Linked DNA regions of Homo sapiens: region 1 is linked to region 2. A link is a loop called in an ENCODE intact Hi-C map of the cell type or tissue named here. Cell type or tissue: heart right ventricle. All regions are shown on one strand. Each heading gives the region's core, and the rest is flanking DNA. Links, peaks and the distances in the headings are about the cores only.

Evidence for each region. A loop is a pair of places that touch in the nucleus more often than their neighbours do. Peaks named below come from ENCODE experiments on the same cell type or tissue, not always from the same donor. Only the 100,000 strongest peaks of a DNase experiment are listed, where the experiment ranks them.
Region 1: it touches region 2 in a loop (2.0-fold over the local background); 10 of 110 quality-filtered maps call a loop at or near these places.

Annotation. Positions count from the first base shown.
Region 1 is chr16:8,732,835-8,738,206 of GRCh38, forward strand. ABAT (4-aminobutyrate aminotransferase) reads left to right here. Exons shown (of 16, transcript NM_020686.6): 2 at 2,865-2,975. The coding sequence starts at 2,906. LOC107984840 (a long non-coding RNA gene) reads right to left here. Exons shown (of 4, transcript XR_007064977.1): 4 at 4,595-4,632. Among named protein-coding and RNA genes, the nearest start is that of ABAT, 61 kb to the left of the region's middle. In heart right ventricle, for the core only: no CTCF peak of the experiment used is centred there; no DNase peak of the experiment used is centred there.
Region 2 is chr16:8,684,292-8,689,591 of GRCh38, forward strand. All of the region lies in intron 1 of ABAT (4-aminobutyrate aminotransferase), which reads left to right. Among named protein-coding and RNA genes, the nearest start is that of ABAT, 12 kb to the left of the region's middle. In heart right ventricle, for the core only: no CTCF peak of the experiment used is centred there; a DNase peak (open chromatin) is centred at 1,877; H3K27ac peaks cover 938 bases.

The DNA of each region.
Region 1 (5,372 bases), core at 59-5,058, 49 kb after region 2:
CTGGCCGGGCAGAGGGGCTCCTCACTTCCCAGTAGGGGAGGCCGGGCAGAGGCGCCCCTCACCTCCGGACGGGGCGGCTGGCCGGGCGGGGGGCTGACCCCCCTACCTCCCTCCCGGACGGGGCGGCTGGCCGGGCGGGGGGCTGATGCCCCCACCTCCCTCCCGGACGGGGCGGCTGGCCTGGCAGGGGGCTGATCCCCCCACCTCCCTCCCGGATGGGGCGGCTGGCCGGGCGGGGGGCTGACCCCCCCACCTCCCTCCCGGATGGGGCGGCTGGCCGGGCGGGGGGCTGACCCCCCCCCACCTCCCTCCCGGACGGGGTGGCTGCCAGGCGGAGACGCTCCTCACTTCCCAGACGGGGCGGCTGCCGGGTGGAGGGGCTCCTCACTTCTCAGACGGGGCGGCCGGGCAGAGACGCTCCTCACTTCCTAGATGTGATGGCGGCCGGGAAGAGGTGGTCCTCACTTCCTAGGTGGGATGGCGGCCGGGCGGAGACGCTCCTCACTTTCCAGACTGGGCAGCCAGGCCGAGGGGCTCCTCACATCCCAGACGATGGGCGGCCAGGCAGAGACGCTCCTCACTTCCCAGACGGGGTGGCGGCCGGGCAGAGGCTGCAATCTCGGCACTTTGGGAGGCCAAGGCAGGCGGCTGGGAGGTGGAGGTTGTAGCAAGCCGAGATCACGCCGCTGCACTCCAGCCTGGGCACCATTGAGCACTGAGTGAACGAGACTCCGTCTGTAATCCCGGCACCTCGGGAGGCCGAGGCTGGCGGATCACTTGCGGTTAGGGGCTGGAGACCGGCCTGGCCAACACAGCGAAACCCCGTCTCCACCAAAACCAGTCAGGCGTGGCGGCGTGAGGCTGCAATCGCAGGCACTCGGCAGGCTGAGGCAGGAGAATCAGGCAGGGAGGTTGCAGTGAGCCGAGATGGCAGCAGTACAGTCCAGCTTCGGCTCAGCATGAGAGGGAGACCGTGGAAAGAGAGGGAGAGGGAGAGGGAGAGGGAACTGAATCTTAATCTACTTTAGGTTTCATATGACAGGAATCATGCAGTATCTGACCTTTGGTGACTGGCTTATTTCACTTAGCATAATGTCTTCCAGTCTCATCCATGTTGCAGCATATAACAGGATTTCCTCCTTTTTTAAGGCTGCATAATATTCCACTCTGTGGATACAGCATATTTTTTCCCATTCATCTGTCAATGGACGTCTAGGTTGCTTCCACCTCTTGGCTATTGTGAATAATGCTACAGTGAACATGGGTTAAAATACCTCACTTCTGGAGCCTCAGTTTCCTCATCTGTAAAATGGGGATAATCACGCCTGCCCCATTGTTGCTGGCACGTGAAAGAAGCCTGATAAATCATGCTCCTAGCACCTTTCACTTTTCCTTCAAGGCACTTCTCCCCATTATAATGATGCCCTTGTTTATGTTATGATTCATTTCATTCTCTTTGTTCCTCATGAAGATGTAAGCTCCAGGCCTGCCTCATTCATCCCTGTATGTCCAGTCTGAGAAACAGTACTTGGTACAAAGTCAGCACTCAATGGAGTACTTGTTGCAAAATAAATAGAGGGATTTTGTTGGAGTGTTTGGGCTAAGTGTTGCGTGACTGTGAGGTTTGCTGACTCTGGGGTCACACACATGTGAGTTCGGCTTTCAGATCCACCACTTAACCTCTCTGTGCCTCAATTTCCTCCTCTGTAAAAAGACCATGGAGCATGGTTGTACATGTTAATAATAGTAATAAATATTAATCATACTGTATGTAAAGCGTTTTGTGCAGCATGCGTCACACAGAAAGGACTCGGGAAACAGGGTCCATGAAGAGGAATGACTCATGAATGGTGCTGTCGCTGTTCTGAGATACAAATTTTGTTCTGAGATACAATACCATTTATGTAAAAAATACACATACCAATTAACAAAACAGGTTTTTAGCAGAAAGATGTACAGACAGAAGGAGGCACACAAAACACATTTAAATGGTGTTCTGGGGAGAGGGAACAGGGAGCAAGGAGAGATGATAAAAGGAAACAAACTGGGGGATAGGGGCTGCTCCAGGCTCCCAATAAGAATGGCAATCAGGGCTGGACACAGTGGTTCATACCTGTAATCCCAGCACTTTGGGAGGCCAAGGCAGGCAGATTACTTGAGGTCAGAAGTTCAAGACCAAACTAGCCAACATAGTGAAACCCCATCTCTACTTAAAAAAAAAAATCACTGGGCATGGTAGCACATGCCTGTAGTCCCAGCTACTCAGGAGGCTGAGGTTGCAGTGAACCGAGATCGAGCCACTGCACTCCAGCCTGAGCGATAGAATGAGACTCCATCTCAAAAAAAAAAAAAAAAAAATGTGAATTGAAGTATATATTCAGTATAATATAGTTTTGGGTTGGTTTTTTTTGTTTTGTTTTGGTTTGGTTTTTTTTGAGACAGGGTATCACTTTGTCACCCAGGCTGGAGAGCAGTGGCGCGATTATGGCTCACTGCAGCCTCAAATTCCTGGGCTCAAGCGATCCTACCACATCAGCCTCCTGAGTAGCTGGGACTATAGGCAGGCACCACCACACCCAGCTAATTTTTAAAGTCTTTGTGAAGATGGGATCTTGCTATGCTGCCCAGACTAGTCTGGAACTCCTGGCCTCAAGAAGTCCTCGGTCTCCCAGTGTGGCTGAGATGACAGGTGTGAGCCACCTTGCCTGGCCTAATATATAAAGTCCATGTTCAGTATAAAACCCAAGCATTTGACAATGTCAGAAGAACTTTCTCTATTAGGTGGGAAGTGGTGGGGATGGGATCTTTGGCTGAGAGGGGAGTGGTCTTCATGGGCCTAAGTCTGCATTTCTGGTTTCTTTCAGGGTGGCAGCACGCAAAGGGTGTCCCTGTCCCTCAAGGGGTCATGGCCTCCATGTTGCTCGCCCAGCGCCTGGCCTGCAGCTTCCAGCACAGCTACCGCCTGCTGGTGCCTGGTAAGCCCCGGGGGTCTTGATAAGAACTGGTACTAATGGAAGATACCATCCAGACTAGGGATTCCTGGGCTGGAAGAGCCCTTGGGGATAAAGGGACCAGCCAGTGAGTGTTTCTGGGACTGTCCCACTGTATTAGTCTGTTCTCATGCTGCTAATAAAGGTACACCTGAGACTGGGTATTTTATGAAGAAAAAGAGGTTTAATGGTCTCACAGTTTCATATGGCTGGGGAGGCCTCACAATCATGGCGGAAGGTGAAGGAGGAACAAAGGCACGTCTTACATGGCTACAGGCAAGAGAGCATGTGCAGGGGAACTCCCGTTTGTAAAAACATCAGATCGTGTGAGACTTACTCAATTGACTATCATGAGAACAGCATGGGAAAGACCCACCCCCATGATTCAATTACCTCCCACTGGGTCCCTCCCATGACGTGGGAATTATGGGAGCTATGATTTAAGATGAGATTTGAATGAGGACACAGCCAAACCACATCACCCACTATCCATAAAACTGTCACCATCGCCACCTCCTTTCTCTCTCCCATCTCTGTCATATGATCCTGTCCCAAGTGCCTCGGTCTGATGGGATTGGATCCACCCTGGAGCCACTCTGCCTGCAGGTAGGCGGTGGCCTCCACAGCCAGATGGCCCCAGGCCATCTCTGCAGGGACCGCTGGGGAAAACACACATCTGGGATCGCTGCTAAGGAACAAAGAAAGCCATAAGCGACTCTGAAATTGACCTAGAGCCCAGCTGTGCTTCAGGGTCACTGGATCACTGGATGGGAGGCACCATCTTAGGAATGTCTCACCCCCACTCTGCCCCACACCCATGGCCACTTGCACTGGCTCCTTCTTCCTTCTGTTTGACGTCTTTGAGACCTCCCTCCCAATAGTCCCATGAGGGAGGGAGGCTCAAGTGAATCCTATTTTACAGGTGAGAGAACTCAGGCTTAGAGAAGCAAAGCCATTTGCCCAAGGTCACACAGCCACTTGCAAGCAACTCTGTCCGGCTCCAATGCTAACTACTCCTCCGTGTGCCTCCATGTGGCTCTGGAGACAGAGCCGCCAGCAGGAGCCTCCCTTCACATGCCCCGAGAGTGGCCTCCTGCAGAGATATAAAGTGCCTGGCTCGGGGCTGGCCATGAAATAGGTTCAGAAAGACCAGTGAGCCTCCAGCCTGTCCCCAGCTCTCTCACAGCCCCTGTGCTTGTCATCATGGTGTCCCTTGTTGGCAGGCCTTACTGCCTTCTGAAGACAAACTGCTAGCCGTGTCCTTGGTCTGCATGTTGAATGCTGGTGTGTATGTCCTGGGTGGCATAAACAGTAGGAGCGTTCGCCCCTCCCCAAGGAGTATGAGTAGGCTTTATTTTAAAATAAACATCTTGGCCGGGCGCAGTGGCTCACAACTGTAATCCCAGCACTTTGGGAGGCGAGGTGGGCAGATCACCTGAGGTCAGGGGTCGAGACCAGCCTGGCCAACATGGTGAAACCCCGTCTCTACCAAAAATACAAAAATTAGCCAGGTATGGTGGTGGATGCCTGTAATCCCAACTACTCAGCAGGCTGAGGCAGGAGAATCGCTTGAATCCAGGAGGTAGAGGTGGCAGTGAGCTGGATCGTGCCACTGTACTCCAGCCTGGGCAACATCGAGGCTCTGTCTCAAAAAAATAAAAAATAAATAAATAAACATCTTATTTTTTAAAAATTTTAGATTTACAGAGAAGTTACAAAGATATTACAGGGAGAACCCATATGGCCCTCACCAGTTTCCTCCCTTGTTAACATCTTACATCACCAAGATGCAGTTGTCAACACTAAGAAACTAGCTGGCCAGGCGCGGTGGCTCACGCCTATAATGCCAGCACTTTGGGAGGCCGAGGCAGGAGGATCATCTGAGGTCAGAAGTTCGAGACCAGCCTGGGCAACATGGTGAAACCTCATCTCTACTAAAAATACAAAAAAAAAATTAGCCGGGTGTGGTGGCAGGCACCTGTAATCCCAGCTACTTGGGAGGCTGAGGCAGAAGAAGCACTTGAACCCAGAAGGCGGAGGTTGCAGTAAGCTGAGATTGAGCCACTGTACTTCAGCCTGGGCAACAGACTGAGATTAAAAAAAAAAAAAAGAAAGGAAAGGAAGAAAGGAAGGAAGGAAGGAAGGAAGGAAGGAAGGAAGGAAGGAGGAAAGAAAGAAAGAAAGAAAGAAAGGAAAGAAAGAAAGAAGGACAGACAGACAAGACAGTGGCTCACAGCTGTAACCCCAGCAATTTGGGAGGCTGAGGCAGGAGGATCGCTTGAGCCCAGGGGTTTGAGACCAGCCTGGGCAACATAGGGAGACCCTGTCTCTGTGAAAAATACAAAACTTAGCTGGGCATGGTGACATGTGCTTGTAGTCTCA
Region 2 (5,300 bases), core at 1-5,000:
ACAGCGTATGGTGGCTCGCACCTGCAATCCCAGCGCTTTGAGAGGCCGAGGTGGGTGGATCACTTGAACCCAGGAGTTCAAGACCAGCCTGGCCAACATGGCCAAACCCCGCCTCTACAAAAAATACTAAAATTAGCCGGGCATGGTGATGCATGCTTGTAGTCCCAACTACTCAGGAAGCTGAGGCAGGAAGATTACTTGAGCCCAGGAGTTTGAGACCAGCCTGGGCAACATAGCAAGACCCCTCAAGACCCCTTCTCTACAAAAAATTTTAAAAATTAGCCAGGTGTGGTAATGTGCACCTGTAGTCCCAGCTACTCAGGAGGCTGAGGCAGGAGGGTCGCTTGAGTCAAGGAGGCCGAGCCAGGCTGCACTGAGCCATAATCATGCCACTGCACTCCAGCGTGGACAACAGAGTGAGATCCTGTCTCAAAAAAAAAAAAAAAAAGGTGGAGGGTAAAATCATGAATCTCATACAGATACAAAAACACTCAATGATTTTATTAGGCTCATTCAATGAGGGAACCAGGCAGACATTAGAACCAGTTCAAAGGAAAAGTCAAATAAAGCACAAATATGTAAAGAGTAAAGGGAGGTCTAAATAGATTCAAAACAGAGGCAAACATGGTTGGACAAGGCAGAATTTGCTTGTCTATCAGTTTTCTACAACTTACAAAGGAGTCAGCAAAGTAGTTTGAAAATAATGAACAAGGCCAGGCATGGTGGTTCATGCCTGCAATCCTAGCACTTTGGGAGGCCGAGGTGGACAGATTGCTTGAGCTCAGGAGTTCGAGACCACCTTGGGCAACATGGTGAAACCCTGTCTCTACCAAAAATACAAAAAATTGGTCAAGCATGGTGGTGCGTGCCTATAGTGCCAACTACTCGGGAGGCTGAGGCACAAGAATCACTTGAGCCTGGGAAGGGGAGGTTGCAGTGAGCCAGGATCACGCCATTGCACTCCAGCTTGAGCAATGGAGACCCTGTCTCAAAATAACAATAATAATGAACAAGTGAACAAGGCTAGAATCAGATAATCCAAAAATTTGTGTTGTAAGTAGGTAGTGCATAACTCTTTTTCTATAAAAACAATGTTACGCCGGGTGTGGTGGCTCTCGCCTGTAATCCAGCACTTTGGGAGGCCGAGGCAGGCAGATTGCCTGAGCTCAGGAGTTCGCGACCAACTTGGGCAACACAGCGAAACCCTGTCTCTGCTAAAAATACAAAAAAAAAAATTAGCCTGGCGTGGCAGCCTGCGCCTGTAGTCCCAACTACTTGGGAGGCTGAGGCAGGAGAATCGCTTGAACCCGGGAGGCGGAGGTTGCAGTGAGCCAAGATTACGCCACTGCACTCCAGCCTGGGCAACAGAGCAAAACCCTGTCTCAAAACAAAAACAAAAAAACAAACAACAGCAACATCGAAAAAACAAAAAAACAAAAAACCAATGTTCAAGTGATGGAGAGGCATGGGTGGATGAGGAGTGGCAAGAGGAGGCTGTAGGAAGAGTAGATCATGTCCCGCCAGGTGACCCATGATCTTGAATTTGGACTTGACTCAGAGACCCATAGGGAACCATGGAAGAGATTAAAGCAAGGCAGTGATGTGATTTTGTTATCACTTGAGAAAGATCCTCCTGGAAGCTGAATGGAGAGTAGACAGACACCTTCTCCCACTAGCCTTTGAGCTCAGATTTCCTTAGGGAAACAGCCAATCCCAGGGGCAGATTGCTGACCTTCCTGCAAAAGGTTTTAGAACGTGGAAGCTCCTTCAGGGCAAGGTTGGCTGAACACCAGCCAAAAGAGCAAGGCACCACCCCGGCAGGACAGGGCTGTTTTGTGCACGGGAACAAAGCCTGCCTCCTCTCTCTGCCCAGAGCTGTAAATAGCACTCTGCTGGCTTCGCAGGCTGAGCGCCGGTCTGGGGACAGGCTGAAAATGCACACACCAAGGAGCATTTGTGCAAATGAATGCCTGCATGCAAATTTGCATGCCTGGCATCCTGCCCCAGCCCTAAGTGTCCAGTCCTGCAAGGGGCTGGAAGCAGGGCTCAAAAAAGAGCCACACACAGAAGAGTGTGGACATTCTGACCTGGGGACAGGTTCCAGGAGGGATTCAGAGGCAGGCTGGCAGGGTGAGTGGGAGAAAACATGCAGAGAACCCTGGACAGAGTTTTGGCTCCAGCTTTACCCATGATAATGACAATGACCCATGAGTAGTAGCCACTCACATTGGCTGTGTATTTGTGTGTAGTTGCTCACCTTGTCGCTCACAACAGCCCTATGAGGAAAGGCTGATCAGATTTCAGAGACAGGAAATGGAAACTCAGAAAGGATGACTGACTCGCCCAGGGTCTCCTACTGAAGGGAGCATTTCTAGTGAGAAACCGAGGCTTGAAGACTCTGGAGCCCTGGTGTCTAGGACTGACCCACATGGACGCCTCTGCATATGCCCACTGCTGGCTCTGACCTCAGTTTACTCCTCCATCAAAGGGTGCAATAATGTCTTTGCACCTAATGATCACAGCAGAGTTTGGGAAATGAACTACCCCTGCAAATGAGAAAGACTTGAAAAGTCATCAATGCTGAATATGAACTGATGGTATGTGGAGAAAGTCTGAAAGTGCTTTCCTTAGCCCCAGAGACAGGGTGTGGAGTGCAAGGCCAACCTTGTTTGTACTCAGGGGCTTTGGAAGTGCAGAGTGGCCTTGGATGGGTGGAGGTGAAGGCATGCTGAAGCTTGCTGAACCACTCCCGGATCATAGGTGAGCCAGGTTGGGTCTAGTCTGTTTTTTTTCCCTTGAGAGGAAGAGATGGTGGGTGCATTGTGGAGAGAGAGGGAAACAGTGACCCTGAGGTGGGGACGCACATCTGGACGGAAAGTGTTTGCCGAGAGCACTTGGCCGCCTGCCCTCCCACGGAGCAGGTGCTAGTCTTGGGTCCCGCTCTTCCGGGTTCTTCAGAAGCTGAGCTCCGGTCTGTAATCCCAGCACTTTGGGAGGCTGAGGCGGGCGAATCACGAGGTCAGGAGATGGAGACCATCCTGGTCAACACGGTGAAACCCCGTCTCTACTACAAATACAAAAAAAATTAGCTGGGTGTTGTGGCGCATGCCTGTAATCCCAGCCACACGGGAGGCTGAGGCAGGAGAATAGCTTGAACCAGGGAGTCGGAGGTTGCAATGAGCCGAGATCGCGCCACCGCACTCCAGCCTGGCGACAGAGTGAGACTCCATCTCAAAAAACAAAAAACAAAACAAAAACAGAAGCTGAGCAGCTTGCTGTTTGTTTGGACTGAGCAGTCCTTCCAGCAGCAGCCACCTGTCAACAAATCAGATCATTTGCGGGTCATCCATCAGGTCCCACGCGGTGCATCCCCTGAAAGGCCTGTGGTGGGGCTTGGGCTGAGGCCTGTGTCTTAGACCTGTGAGATCAGGGGAAAGTCCTGAGTCTGGAAAGCAGCTGTGCTGCTGGCTCCCTGAGTGCCCGGGAGCCAGTGATTTCTGTCCAGGCCTCAGTTTCCTCACCTGTAAAATGGCAACAACAAAACTACCTTTTGAAACATTATATGAATGGTTGTTAAATTGGAAAACTGGATGATAAGAGTTGAATGCTCTTTTTTTTTTTTAAGAGACAGGGGTCTCACTCTGTTGCTCAAGCTGGAGTGCACTGGCACCATCGTAGCTTACTGCAGCCTCGGCCTCTAGGCTCAAGGGATCCTCCTGCCTCAGCCTCCCCAGTAGCTGGAACTATAGGCCCGTTCCCTGCCCCGCTATTTTACTTATTTTTTATTTTTTTTGTAGAGGCAAGGTCTTGCTATGTTGCCAAGGCTGGTCTCAAACTCCTGGCCTCAAGCAATCCTCCCAAAGTGCTGGGATTATAGGCATGAGCCACCGCACCCGGCCAAAAGTTGAATGCTTCCTACCTACAAGACACTGGGTAACACTGGGTACTACTTGGACTATCTCATTTTTAACCTCTTAGTAAGGTGGGAAAGGTCTTCTTCTTTTAAGCTTCTTCACCAAGGTCACAGAGGTAGCAAGAAGTTGAAACAGGACTTGAACTAGGATCTGCCTGGCTCCAAAACCTAAGTCTCCAAACATGGGGTTATTGGAGGACCTCCCAGGGCCAGGGACTTAGAAGCCCTCCTCCTTCCCTTCCTGTACCTTTATTCCTCAAGTCTGTATAGACTTACTCTGTTTTTTTAACAATTTACTTTTTGAATAGGCAATCATGGCACGTGGTAAAACACTCAAACACTGCAACTCAATCTACAGAAAAAAAAGTAAATTTTTCTCCCTCATCCCCATCCTGTGGACCCCTTTGCCTCATTAGAGGCAAATAGTCACCAAGGCCAGGGTCTTACTATGTTGCCCAGGCTAGTCTCAAACTCTTGGCCTCAAGTGATCCTCCCATCTCAGCCTCCTGAAGTGCCGGGATTACAGGCATGAGCCACCAAGCCTGGTCTTCCTTTATGGTTAATGCTTTTTGTGTCCTACTTAAGAAGTCCAGCTGGGCATGGTATCTCACACCTGTAATCCCAACACTTTGGGAGGCCAAGGCAGGTGGATCACGAGGTCAGGAGTTCGAGACCAGCCTGGCCACCATAGTGAAATTCCATCTGTACTAAAAATACACAAAAAAATTAGCCGGGCGTGGTGGCAGGTGCCTTTAGTCCCAGCTACTTGGGAGGCTGAGGCAGGAGAATCACTTGAACCCAGAAGGCAGAGGTTGCAGTGAGCCGAGATTGCACCACTGCACTCCAGCCTGGGTGATAGAGTGAGACCCTGTCTCAAAAAAAAAAAAAAAAAAGTTCAACGTCATTTGTGTTGTTTCTTCTATTATCTTCTGGAAGCTTTCATGTTTTGCCTTTCATATTTATCTCCAGCATCCACCTAGGGTTGATTTTTATGTATTGTATTAGGTAGAATCATGATTAATTTTTTCCTACATAGATAGTTCATTTGGCCCAGTATCACTGCCTCCATTGTCAAAAATCAAGTGTCCATATATGCATGTATGTGTTTCTATTCTCTGTTCGGTTCTATTAATCCGTGTGTTTAATCTTTGCCCCCATACCACATCTTGACTGCTGTAGCCTTAGAATATGATAGGCATTGCCTCGTTGCCCTCTAAAGAGACTGCACCAATCAAGACTTACTAACAATTTGACAAAAATGTATTGGGCTTCCAGTACAGTGCCAGATGGTATCATGATGGGAATTCAAGTCTAATCATATGCACAACTTCTACCTTAAAGTGTATAGTCTTATAAGTGACAAGACATGAACCAAATAATTCCACAA